2 separate regions of the Homo sapiens genome follow, and region 2 is linked to region 1. Evidence: chromatin contacts called from ENCODE Hi-C or POLR2A ChIA-PET data. All regions are on one chromosome and are shown on one strand. Each heading gives the region's core, a stretch centred on a gene start or an enhancer-like site at or near the end of the contact. The rest is flanking DNA. Distances are from core to core; before and after follow the strand shown. Region 1 overlaps TGFB2 (transforming growth factor beta 2). Region 2 has its middle 77 kb from the start of LINC02869.

Evidence for each region. A loop is a pair of places that touch in the nucleus more often than their neighbours do. ChIA-PET counts read pairs that join two places held with the same protein, here RNA polymerase II (POLR2A). Pooled maps may share reads with other maps.
Region 2: a loop to region 1 is called in a map of PC-9, with 8 times the contacts of the local background. The contact joins two enhancer-like sites. A Hi-C loop is called at or near these places in 3 of 168 maps with a recorded cell type or tissue (PC-3, PC-9 and endothelial cell of umbilical vein) and 3 of 50 pooled maps. POLR2A ChIA-PET finds 5 or more read pairs at or near these places in 2 of 52 experiments (MCF 10A and PC-9).

The regions. Positions count from the first base shown.
Region 1 is chr1:218,375,073-218,381,420 of GRCh38, reverse strand. The region is part of intron 1 of TGFB2 (transforming growth factor beta 2); the gene reads right to left. Among named protein-coding and RNA genes, the nearest start is that of TGFB2-AS1, 33 kb to the right of the region's middle. Within about 2 kb of position 4,005, at least 5 of the 41 ENCODE cell types and tissues checked have a DNase peak (open chromatin) inside an H3K27ac peak, as active enhancers do; they include PC-3, PC-9 and endothelial cell of umbilical vein, where a contact is called at or near this core.
Region 2 is chr1:218,584,304-218,590,272 of GRCh38, reverse strand. No RefSeq gene overlaps it. Among named protein-coding and RNA genes, the nearest start is that of LINC02869, 77 kb to the right of the region's middle. RefSeq lists enhancers at 3,774-4,274, 4,275-4,775. Within about 2 kb of position 4,637, at least 7 of the 41 ENCODE cell types and tissues checked have a DNase peak (open chromatin) inside an H3K27ac peak, as active enhancers do; they include PC-3, PC-9 and endothelial cell of umbilical vein, where a contact is called at or near this core.

The DNA of each region.
Region 1 (6,348 bases), core at 2,756-5,255:
AGCTGGGCTTGGTGGCGGTTGCCTGTAGTCCCACCTACTCAGGAGGCTGAGGCAGGAGAATGGCGTGAACCCGGGAGGCGGAGCTTGCAGTGAGCCAAGACTGTGCCACTTCAATCCAGCCTGGGCAACAGAGCGAGACTCTGTCTCAAAAAAAAAAAAAAACAAAAACAAAAACAAAAATGTGCCTTTGGCAAATATCTTAAGCTCTAAGGCCTCAGTTTCCTCGTCTGTAAAATGTTAACAACACCTAACTTTCAGGGCAGTTGCGAAGGTTAGAGAAAGTAAGAACCAACAGAAGATACTGTAAGTGCCTTGACTTGTTGGGGTTCGGCTTGATGCACTGTCATTCCTTGCTCTGTACTAGTTTTACTAAAGTAACAAAGAGACCTTGGAACAGAAGAGAATTGATCTTGGGTAATTAACTCTCTCAGCTGCACTTTTCCCATCTACAAAGTAGGGATAATAATAGCATCTATCTCATAGAATTGAAAGGATGAGATAGGCTCATGAAAGCAGAACATTTGGCACTATGCCTGGCACATGGTAAGCACCCCAGCATGTTAGCCTCTGTTATTTTTTCCTAGATTCCAAGTTGCCAGCAAAAGGGCTTTTTCTGGCAAATCTCTGTTCCCTTCCCAGCTACCTACTCATTCAGGGATTCCTCTCAACACTGAGCTCCCTTCCCAGCAGCCTGACCCACCCCCACTCTATTCATCTCTGCTCTTCATCTCCAGATGAAGCAAAAATCTGGTAAATATTACACTTACAAGGTAACAGGTCTGGAATGCTTGGCATCCCAGGCGGAGTGCAGTTGCTTCTTGGCACCCGGACACATATACTCTGCAGCCTAGGGCCAAACTACATTTGGCTGCTTTGTGCAATTCAAATAAAGATATTAAAAATCTTCCAACTCTATAAACATTTGTACTATTTGCTAATCAAAGGGGTTAGCTAGGAAAAAAAAAACAGGCCATCTAAAGAGAACTTTGCATGCTGATTACTGTTGCCAGTTTCAGACTGTAAGGAGCTTAGCATGTGTGTGCACCATGTGAGTTTCTAACTTGGTGTGATAGCACAGTGATTTACACATTTTAGGCCAGGTGGAATCTACTTCTAGAGTGGAATGTCCGTCCCCAAACACACAAACCTAGGCCATTTTCATTCCAGAGTTTGTGCCCTTAATCATTACACTGTACTGCTGCTTTAGGGACACATGATTGGTCACCGACTTGAGCTTCCAATGAATGCGAGTGAGTGCTGACGATGGCAGCGACTTTGATAGGTAAATGTCTCAGCTCTACTATCTCACAGCTTGGGCAAGTTATTTAATCTCTCTCTGCCTTGGTTTCCTCACATGTGAAACAAAGAGAGTAATAATACCTATTATTGCCAGGATCAAATGAATATCGATGTCTCTAAAAGTGTTTAGAAGAGTGCCTGGAGTATATGAAGCACCGCATCGGTATTATTATTGTTGTTATTGTTATTATTGACTAAATACCAACTGTGGATAAAAGGAACTAGACATAGGTACTTATCAAAGGGTAACTGGTTCCTTAAGTAAGTAAAAGAAGTTAAATGCAATTGGATATTTTAAGACCCAGCTTCCTCCATTAACTAAAAGCATGTGAAAGAAAATGGTAAAATAAGATTGTATCACAGCCAGCTGACTTAAACTTTGGTCTACCCCGATTGAAAAATCAGGACTGACTGAACTTCTCTCAGGCATGAGAACAGAAAAAGGACACTGTTTTCAACTGGCTTCATCTTATCTTCCAGGTATTTAACCTCAGAACTTTTAAATAAAACCTCCTGTCAAATGACAACCTTGAGAAAAAATATGAAAGCTAGATTTGAGCATTAGAGAGGAAGAAAGACAGCATCAAATTAAAGAAAAGATGTTCCAGGCTCGCAGAAGTAAAAAAAAAAAAAAGAAAGAAAGAAAGAAAGAAAAAGAAATAAAATTAAAAAATAAAGAAAAGGTACTGGCCGGGCACGGTGGCTCACGCCTGTAATCCCAGCACTTTGGGAGGCCAAGGCGGGTGGATCATGAGGTCAGGAGATCGAGGCCATCCTGGCGAACCACGGTGAAACCCTGTCTCTACTAAAAATACAAAAAAATTAGCCAGGTGTGGTGGCGGGCGCCTGTAGTCCCAGCTACTCAGGAGGCTGAGGCAGGAGAATGGCGTGAACCCGGGAGGCGGAGCTTGCAGTGAGCCGAGATCGCACCACTGCACTCCAGCCTGGGTGACAGAGTGAGACTCCGTCTCTAAAAAAGAAAAAAAAAAAAGAAAGAAAGAAAGAAAATGTACCATGTGTTCTCGGTCTGCTTTTATAATTAAAGGTACTAATGAGACCAGATTTCCCTTGTGGGTGGCAGGTCATGTTTTAAGGACTGCTGGGATGACAACTAGAATCTGCTGGCAGACAGCTTTCTAGACCGAGCTGGCCTGAGAAGGTGCTGCTCAGGAGGGTAATAGCCACAGACCCAGCGAGGAAGCAATGTGAAGGCTGCTGCCCTTGCCACACCTCTTCTTCCATTACCCGCCTTTCCTCTCCTTTCCTTGTCTGCCTTTCTCTATCCCTCTGGTGTGCACTCACAATGCATATTGTTTCCTCAGGTCCCTTCTGTATAAGAAAAAAAAAACAGGCCGGGTGTGGTGTAGCACCCCTGTGATCCCAGCGCTCTAGGAGGTTGAGGCGGAAGGATCCTTTGGGGCCAGGAGTTCCAGGCTGCAGTGAGCTATGGTCCCTGCACCCCAGACTGGGTGGCAGAGTGAGACTCTGTCTCAACAGCAAAATGAACAGGCTGGGCACGGTGGCTCACATCTATAATCCCAGCACTTTGGGAGGCCGAGGGGGGAGGAGCACTTGAGGTCAGAAGTTCGAGACTAGCCTGGCCAACATGGTGAAACCTCGTCTCTACTAAAAATACCCAAAAAATGGCCGGGTGCAGTAGCTCACGCCTGTAATCCCAGCACTTTGGGAGGCCGAGGCGGGCGGATCACCTGAGGTCAGGACTTCGAAACCAGCCTGGCCAACATGGCGAAACCCCGTCTCTACTAAAAATGCAAAAATTACCTGGGCGCAGTGGCGGGCGCCTGTAATCCCAACTACTCGAGAGGCTGAGGCAGGAGAATCACATGAACCCGGGAGGCGGAGGTTGCAGTGAGCTAAGATCGCACCATTGCACTCATAGAGTGCCTGGTGCGACAGAGCAAGACTCCATCTTAAATAAATAAATAAATAAATAAATAAATAAATAAATAAATCCAAAATTAGCCAGGCATAGTGACAGGGGCCTGTAATCCCAGCTACTCAGGAGACTAAGGCAGGAGAATTGCTTGAACCCGGGAGGCGGCGGTTGCAGTGAGCCAAGATGGCACCACTGCACTCCAGCCTGGGAAACAGAGCAAGGCTCTGTATCAAAAACAAACAAACAAACAAACAAACAAACAAACACACTATAATATATGTAATGAATTAAAACGAAGGAGGTGGTGGCAAATGGGAAGCCTCATCTCAGGATTCAATTTAAGGAAGACACAGGAAGATGGATGCTGGGGTTATATTAGTAAGAAAGAAGAAAAGACTTTTTTCTCAGTAAGGTCTTCTGGGACCTCAGACTGCATCCTTTGGAAGCATCTGTCCTGCTTCTGCATGAAACTGGGCAGAGTTTCTCCCCAGCCACAGCTACCCAGGGTATAGGCCACGACTGGACTTCCCAGGGGTCGGGGGTGGGGCAAGACGGCACAACATAGGGGCAGGCGACCAGCAGAAGAGTAGGATTTCTGATTTTTGTGCTGAGGAAGCATAAGTATCTCCCAATGTAAAATACATTAGGGGGAGGAGGACTACATTGAATGAATCATAGTGCTGATTTGGGGGTGGAGCTGGTGGGGAGGGATGCCCTTGTGGTTAACCACATTTTACTGGGGTTTTTATTGATTGCAGTTGTATTGAAAGAGACATGACTCACACATACCATATTCAAAGCCACGTAAAGCACTGGGTTCCAATGGAATTTCAGTGTCTGAGAATGTCATGAACTATACTACAAAATGTGAAAAGTTATGCTATCAACATAGATATCTATGTTTTGCTTCTGTCCTGTACCAGCTAAAGAGGAGGCTGATTTTTCTATTTCCCTTTCACTTTAAGGCTGTGGCTAAGCACTTAAGAAATACACGTTGTTCTAGGCATGGTAGGGACTGCTTCTCCTAAAAGTTGGTTTCAGCTGGGCACAGTGGCTCACGCCTGTAATCCCAGCACTTTAGGAGGATCCCTTGAGCCCAGGAGTCTGAGACCAGCCCGGGCAACAAAGTGAGACCTCATCTCTATAAAAATTTTTTTTTTTAAATTAGCCAGGTGTGGTGGCATCATCTGTAGTCCCAGCTAACCTCCTAGGCTGAGGTGGGAGAGTCACTTGAGCCCAGGAGGTCAAGGCTGCAGTGAGCTATCATTACACCACTGCACTCCAGCCTGGGCAACAGAGCAAGACCGTGTCTCAAAACAAACAAAGCTGGTTTCATTAACCAACCATCTTCCTATGTGTTTGGATTGAACTTTGCTTGTAAATGTCATTCAGCAGTTTTTTAATTTTTCTGCTTTGTGCAGGGTAGTGTGTACAAATGGGTCTCCACAAATAGGCTATAAGCTACTTGAGGGCAGGGATAATATAGTAATAACAATAAAAAGAATAAGCATAACAGCAAAAGCAATGTTACTAGCTACTGGGAGCACATCAGCTGTCAGGTACACATCTGGATTCATCCCACTTAGGTGGGGGATAAGAAACTGAGGCTTAAAGAGGGAACTTGCCCGGTGCTATGGAACTGGAAACAGTAAGGCCTCCACTTAAACCTAGGTTGTATGGTCCTAGTACTCTCTGAGCTGTTGGTGATGCCTCTTCCAAGAGGGACTCATCCCTACCTATCTCATTTTTTATTCATCTGCATAATTCAGGCACCAAATTCTTAAGGCAGTATATGCTTGGTGAATTATAACTGAATTAAATAGAATAAAACAAAATTTTGTAGGTCATGGTTTTCAGGAACCATCCAGGCAGAGCTTAAAGTGAAATGACAAGGAATTGAGGTGGCTGATGTTCCGCCTGGTTGTAGAAATCATTACTAACACACATTGTCCTTTCATGCAAGGTCTGAGCTTCCAGCCCTCCTAACAAGATAAAGAATGTCATTCTGCCTTATTCACTTCTAACAATATTTTAAATTCTATTGTGTAAGAACACTTAACGGGAGATGTACGCACTTACCACATTTTTAAGTGTGCAATCTATTATTGTTGACTGTGGGTACGACGTTGTGCAGCAGCTCTCTAGATCTTATTCATCTTGCTCAACTGAAACTTTAGGCCCATTTATTAGTAACTCCTCATTTCCCCTTCGCTACAGCCCCTGGCAACCACCAATCCTCCCTTTGATTCTATACATTCAACTTATGAATATAAATTATAGATATCCCATATTTTTTCTTCAACTTCTTAAGTTCAGGGGTACATATGCAGGATGTGAAGGTTTGTTACATAGGTAAACGTGCCATGGTGGTTTGTTGCACAGATCATCCCATCACCTAGGTATTAAGGCCAGCATCCATTAGCTATTCCTCCTGATGCTCTCCCTCCTCCCTCAATATCCCGTATTTTAAAATACTATCTCCAATATTATCTTCCTCTCACAGAAATTGGTACCACTTTTCTTCTTTTCTAGACTGAAAAAAAAGCACTCGCTGTTCTCAATGTATGCTGACATGAGATTTAAAATATGGGCTAGAATTTCTAGTTTTTCTATGGTTTTCAGAATAAGAAAGCAAAAATGCTAAAGTCTTCAATGATCACCTTAAAATGATTGATTGAATGAATGACAATTTACTCAGCCTCTACCATGTGAAAAACATTTTTCTGTGTTAGATAATTTCTTCTTTTGAAGAACCATTAAGAAATAATGTTGGGTTTTTTTTTTTTAATTAACTCTCATTTTAGGAAAAAAAAAAAAGTTCAGAAAGGGTAACTGACTTTCTCGATGTTACACAGTCAGGATTTTACCCAGGTCCCCTGTATGCAAATCCTATATTTTCTTGCTACTCAATTGTAAGACTAATTGTCACACTCAAGAGTTATTGTTGGCTCATGTGTGAGTCACTTTCTTGGCTTATCAACAGCAGGTTGGGATAAAAAAAACCAAAGGTTGACATCTTCACAAAGTTTAAAGGAAGGGACCACCGTCTGTTATACAAAGCAAAAGAAACATAGAGGCCCATTATATGAACTCGTCTGTCTAGACAGATGACTAAACAGGGGTCCCTCCAGGGTTAGACTTGAATTTCCTCC
Region 2 (5,969 bases), core at 3,388-5,887, 210 kb before region 1:
AATATTACAGGAGGGAGCCCAGAAGCTGAGGACAAACTAGACACGAAAGTCACCTAGAGTAGGACAGAGGAAGATGTAAAATCACATATAAAAAGTGTCAAAATCTAGGGAAAAGAGCCTAGAGTCAAAGTTCAAAAGGAAAATCTATCAATTTCTCACATTTTGTGGGTAAATCAAGACTGAAAATAGGATTCAGATCAACAACAATAATAACAACTAAAATTCAAGGTTTCTTTATCAGGTACTCAGCTAAATATCTTACATGCATTATTTCAAGTAATTTCCTTAAGAACATAATACAGAGGGATAATATTATCCCTGTTTTATAGGTAAGAAAACTGAAGCTTAGATAGATTTAAGTCACAGAGCTAGTAGGTGCCAAAGTCAGTTCTGTCGGCCTCCTGCATCTGAGCTCGTAACCTCCATATCATCCTCCTGGGAGGGCACAAGCACAAAACAGGGTGGGCAGCATCGAGCAGGAATGGGAGAACCCATTCCAGGAATTTCAACCATAAATAGGGACTAACTGGGTGCTGGTGGTTCAATTTAAAGAGATAAGAGCCTAGAGTCAAAGGTCAAAGTTCGATTCAAGTCAAAAGTCAAAAGCCAAGTTTCGATTTAAAGGCTTAAGGTAATGCTGGCTTACTTGACAATTCTCTACTAACATACAAATACCCCGAGGATTATCAATTATCAGTTAACAGTTTAGCAAGAAGGAGACAGCTAATTAGTAGAGTTCTGGTGAGATTAGTAATCAAGATATATGCCTATCTATTCTTAGAAAGTGTTCCTATTAAAGAAACTAGGATATTTCATGGAGTGTCCAGTTGCTAGGCTGAAAAACTCAGATTGGCAGCCATGTTATATTTGGTATAATTTGCCAGCTTCTCCTACGGGCCTAATTAGATACTTGTTAAACATGAAGAAAAGGAAGAGGAACCCCAGAGGAGAGAAAAGCTTGAGAAAATGAGAGTACTTATATTCAAAGAAGAGGATTATTATATTTGAATCGGGTTAAGGATGCAATCCTTAAGAACCTGAACATTGTTTTGAACCTTGAAGAAAGTGATGGATATGAATTTGTGGAAAAAGAGTGGGAGGATACGTCAGGTTGAAGAGCATATGAGTAAAGTTACAAGAGCAAAAATTAAAAATTGCAAGGAGCTTGTTGTAAGTTCAGCTTTGCCAAAATGAAGAAGTATCAGTCAAAAGCTCCAGGTCATGTCACTATTGTGAAATGATGAAGGCGGGTCTGCAGGTTTACGTTGACCCACACTAGGTTCCCGTTCTGGGAGCTGGTGCATTGACAAGTGATAGAGAAAGTGAGGCGGAAGAGTAGCTAATTCCAGGCTGGTGAGCATTGGCTGCTTTTGTTCACAGGAAGGGAAGTTTGCCTGTGTACCTCAGGAAGAGGAGATGGCTTGTTTGTTCATGAACTGCTCCATCGATCGTGGCTTGTGTCCTGATAGACATCAGGGTCTCGAGCGGCATTCTCTTAACACAAAGGACTGCTCCCTTATCTGAGCTCCATCCACACGACCACACGGTCTGTCCTGCCAGATGGAGTACATTTTTTACATAATGCACTTGGCAGTAAAATAAAATCTATTTTAAGCTGACCGTTCATTTTTCACAATGTGCGTTACAAAAGCACTGGTATAGCCCAATTTATTTATAAGTGGACTTAAAACATTTTAAAACACAAAGAAGCTATTCTGCTAAATGCTGACTCCTGGGAGTTGGGTTCCTGTATGGGAGTGTGAGATTTGGTCTCTTTATACCTATCTTTAAAAATGTATAAAACAGGCAGGATTCAGGTTGAAGTATAACAGACTTACAGGGTCCTAACCCATGGAATGGAAAGACCACACAACAGAAGGATTGGAACTTATTAGTGGGGATGGATGAGCCACTCTGTGGTTTAGGCTGAAACGCCTGGGATTGCTTTTCAAGTGTTTTAAATTTGATAATATATGTATACATATATAGGCACAGGCACACACATATATTAAAAAAGCAAATGTGTTTGCCAAAATTTTTCCCCTGTCTCTGTTCTCTAACCCATATGGATCTTAAATGTTTGTAATCCATATGTCTCTGATGTGTTCACAGAAAGCCCTCTGAGGACTGACTCATAAAAGATTGCCCTCTGAGAACGTTTCTACACAAACCTTTTCTCTAAAAGTTGCCACATTTTCCTCAAGCTCAGGCCCTAACCCTATGTCTCTCTTTCTCTGAGTAACAAGGAGAAAAAAATTGTGGACTTTGACGTCAAACCTTAATTCACTCCTAATTCTCTAATTTAAGGATGTGAGCCACATAACCTCTCTTTAGGTTTCTTTTTTCTCATTCAGTAAAGGCAGTAAGGAACTAAAGGCTCATTGGTGGCCCTTCTCGCTCTAGGTCTAGGATGCCTGTGCCCCATCACTTGCTCCTAACTCAAAGCTTCCTTTTCATGAAGGTGGGAAATTATGAAAGGAACAAAATAAGTAAACAGCCTTAGGTTTTAGTTAAGGGCAGTACTTATCTCCGGATAATGGGGGAGATTATGTCTGGTTACTGAGAGAAACAATAGGAAAAAGAGTTACCCAGGGATCCAGAAAGGACACATGACTTGACCCTCTAAGTCCTCTCTCTGAATCTCGAATTGTTTGAAATTTAAAGCACCAAAGAAGGAGTGTCAGAGGAAGAAAGACATAAACACGAATCCGGTGACGTTCTTTACCTGGCTGCACCAAGGAAGCCCCACACAGAGTAGGTGTACGCCAGAAATACAGAATTCAAATTCCCTCTGTTTTGCAGGTCTTGTAGTTAAGCGAGAGCAAGAACAATGCAGGGGTTAAGAGTCTGATATCAAATAGGTTTCACATCAAGTAGACTTGAATTCAAATCCATTTATTTATCTCCCAATTAGTTGGAAGAATTCCATATTTTAGCTAAGGATGCTTTGAAAATCATGAGTTAGAAAACTAAAACATGGAGGCCACTTTCGGTGTAGGAGATGAGTCTAATACATCCCCTAAGGCAGGGGTCCCAACACCCTGGCCACGTACTGGTACCAGTCCGTGTTATGTTAGGAAATGGGCCACACAGCAGAAGGTGAGTGGCAGACAAGCGAGCATTATTGCCTGAGCTCTACCTCCTGTCATATCAGCAGTGGCATTCAATTCTCATAGGAGTGCAAACCCTATTGTGAGCAGCACATGTAAGGGATCTAGATTGAGCAATTGTTTTGAGAATCTAACTGATGCCATTGATCTGAGGTGGAACGATTTCATCTGAAACCATTCCAACCCAGCAACCCCATCCATGAAAAAATTGTCTTCCATGAAACCGGTCCCTGGTGCCAAAAACGCTGGGGACCACTGCCATAGGGGGAGCAATAGATGCTGCCTGCACTTCCTAAAGCTACAGTGCTAAAGCTCAGTATGCATGCCTCCATATTTCCATGCCTGTCTAGGAATATCAGGTGGTAATGCATATTTAGGGCCAACTTGAAGTTACACAAAACAACACCAGAGAGAGGAGAAAATGCAAAAGAAGGAAAAGCAATGGTTAAGGTCTAATGTAATTAACGTGAAACACAAGTTGTTAGCACCAGTAGCCAATCCTCCTTTTCTACAATCTTCTCTAATCACTTCCCAGCCACCAGCTACATGGGCGTTTAAGCAAACAGAGGAGGGAAAAGAGAGAATATATAACCAATGTCTACAACAGATGCCTTGTCAGGAGGCTCTGTAAAGCCTAGAGCTGCAGCAATCGTTTCATTCAGGCTTTGTGGGTTTTATTGAGCATAAAATGGCAAGAAAATACATGCAAGGGCCTAGAGGAGTGTTTTCAATCTGTGCCTCATGGTGGCTTCTATCTGTTCCTCAATGAAGGGGAAGAGGCATGAAGCAGGGCGGTGGCCAGGAAGGAAGTTCCTGGGAGTCCTCCGTCCCCTTCCCTGTTTAAACCAAAGGAATGTTGCTTTTGTCAGCTTTAGATATTCTCCTAAAGTTGTATTTGAAGAAAGGATGCAGCTAATAATAATAATAATGTTTGAAGAAAATGCTCTGGGACTCATGTGGGCTGACAGACCTGAAGCAATGCTCCTGAGGGCTGATTCCTCTGGCAGGGGCACGAGAGGAAATGACCTTACGCTAATGCTGCCGCTGCAGGGCAGTGATGTCTGCAGAAAAGGCCACAGCAGGCCCCGAGCCACAGCAGGAGGTGGGTCTGCCTGCCATCAGCAGTTAAGAGGGCAGTGGCTGCCCCAGCACAATCCAGAGGCCAGCCAAGCCTGAGAGGCGGAGTTACAGACAACAACTGCAGTGGAAAGATTTCTGACTGTCTGCAAAGCCTTGAGGGTGACCCTCCCAGAGGGTAGGGACAAGAACTCAATTATTCACCACCCTCTGCTTCTATGACTTATTTCTGCATTCATTTCTGATATTTAATTGATTATAAACTAACCAGAAATCCCAAAGGGACCCTCAGTCTCTGCCGAGGTAGCCGTTTAGTTGGGGCTCAGTCAGAATCTGAGGATTTTGTGGCTGAAATGTATAGTGAATGACCTGGGTCTGGCCGGCTGTGTGACGCATAACAGCATACATTGGATGACTCATAGAAGTCAGGGATGGAAAAGACCTATTAGGTCATTTTTTCCATCTTCCAGCTATTGCAGGTTTACTCTCTGCCAAGGTAGGATTATATTCAAATATTTAGCCCAGTCTAGTTCGAACTGATTCAAGTAATAGGGCTCCCACAACCTCCCCTGGGATCTTAATTCCACAGGATCATTGATTTCAATCTTCGGAAAATGTTCCTGATGTTCACTTTAAATTTTCCTTTGCTCAATTTCATCCCATTAATCCTACTTATTACCCCTTAGGCCACCCTAAATAATATCCCTTCTTCTTTCATGTTGACGTTCCTCCAACACTGGTAGGGAGGAGACAGGGGAATACAAAAATGTCTTCTTGGCTTGGCTCACAGTCTTAAGTATAAAACAAAGAATAGAAATGTTCCAAATAATAGCTTAAAATGTTGGGGAGACTATGTGTATCAGATGAGAAAGGGTTTTCCAGATTGCCCAAGAATAGTTCAGACAATCAATGGCAGGTGTTTCTGGGTTTAACTTTACATTCTAAATATTCTGAGTCAGAGAGTAGCAAAGATGAAATGCCACATAATCCACCATATTGCCACCTAAGGTGGATAATGGACTATGTCCTCATAGCCTTTGGGGGAGATAATTCTATATAATCCTCTGATTATTTTTCCCCAGAGGGCAGGGATCACTTCAAATAGCACAAAACCACATTAGTAAAACTCACAGTGAGTAATGTCCCTTCTCGGGGCCCTGGGCAGACCAGACCTGAGAACTGGTGAAGTCAGCCAGTACCAGAGTGTGAGGCCCTGGGGTGGGAGCCAACGTAGGATATCCTGAATACTCCTCAGTGTTTCAAGGGTGCTAGGGTGCTTACTAAAAATACAAATTGTTAGGGTTCATCTCAGACCAACTATGACTCAGGATCTGTGGCCAAAGCCTAGAAACCTGCATTCGTAACAAGCTTACTAACATTTTAAAAGCCTACTTCATAAGGGGACTCTAATCCAATACCATTTGCAAAAACCTTGGACTAAACTGCATTAAGTAAACTAGAGTCCAAAGAGCAAGAATTTGGCTGACAATGGGATAGAGATAAGGAATAAAGGAGAAGTAGGCTTAAGACTGAGAACAGAGCAGGGAAGGTAAGAAGTTATTGTTAGAAATAAATGTGCAATGTCCATAGCCTGCACTCACTAACTGTCAGAAGCATGGTGTGTGGATGTGGGGTCCCCCTGAAAAGATAAAATATTTGCTGGACCTTCATCCACTTGAACACAATTGCTAGCTTTTGAACTTACTGTTTGCATGTTGTGCAAATTAATGTATGAGAGAAACTTGTTTTGAGGAGGAAGAGGAAAGAAAAAATACTATATTT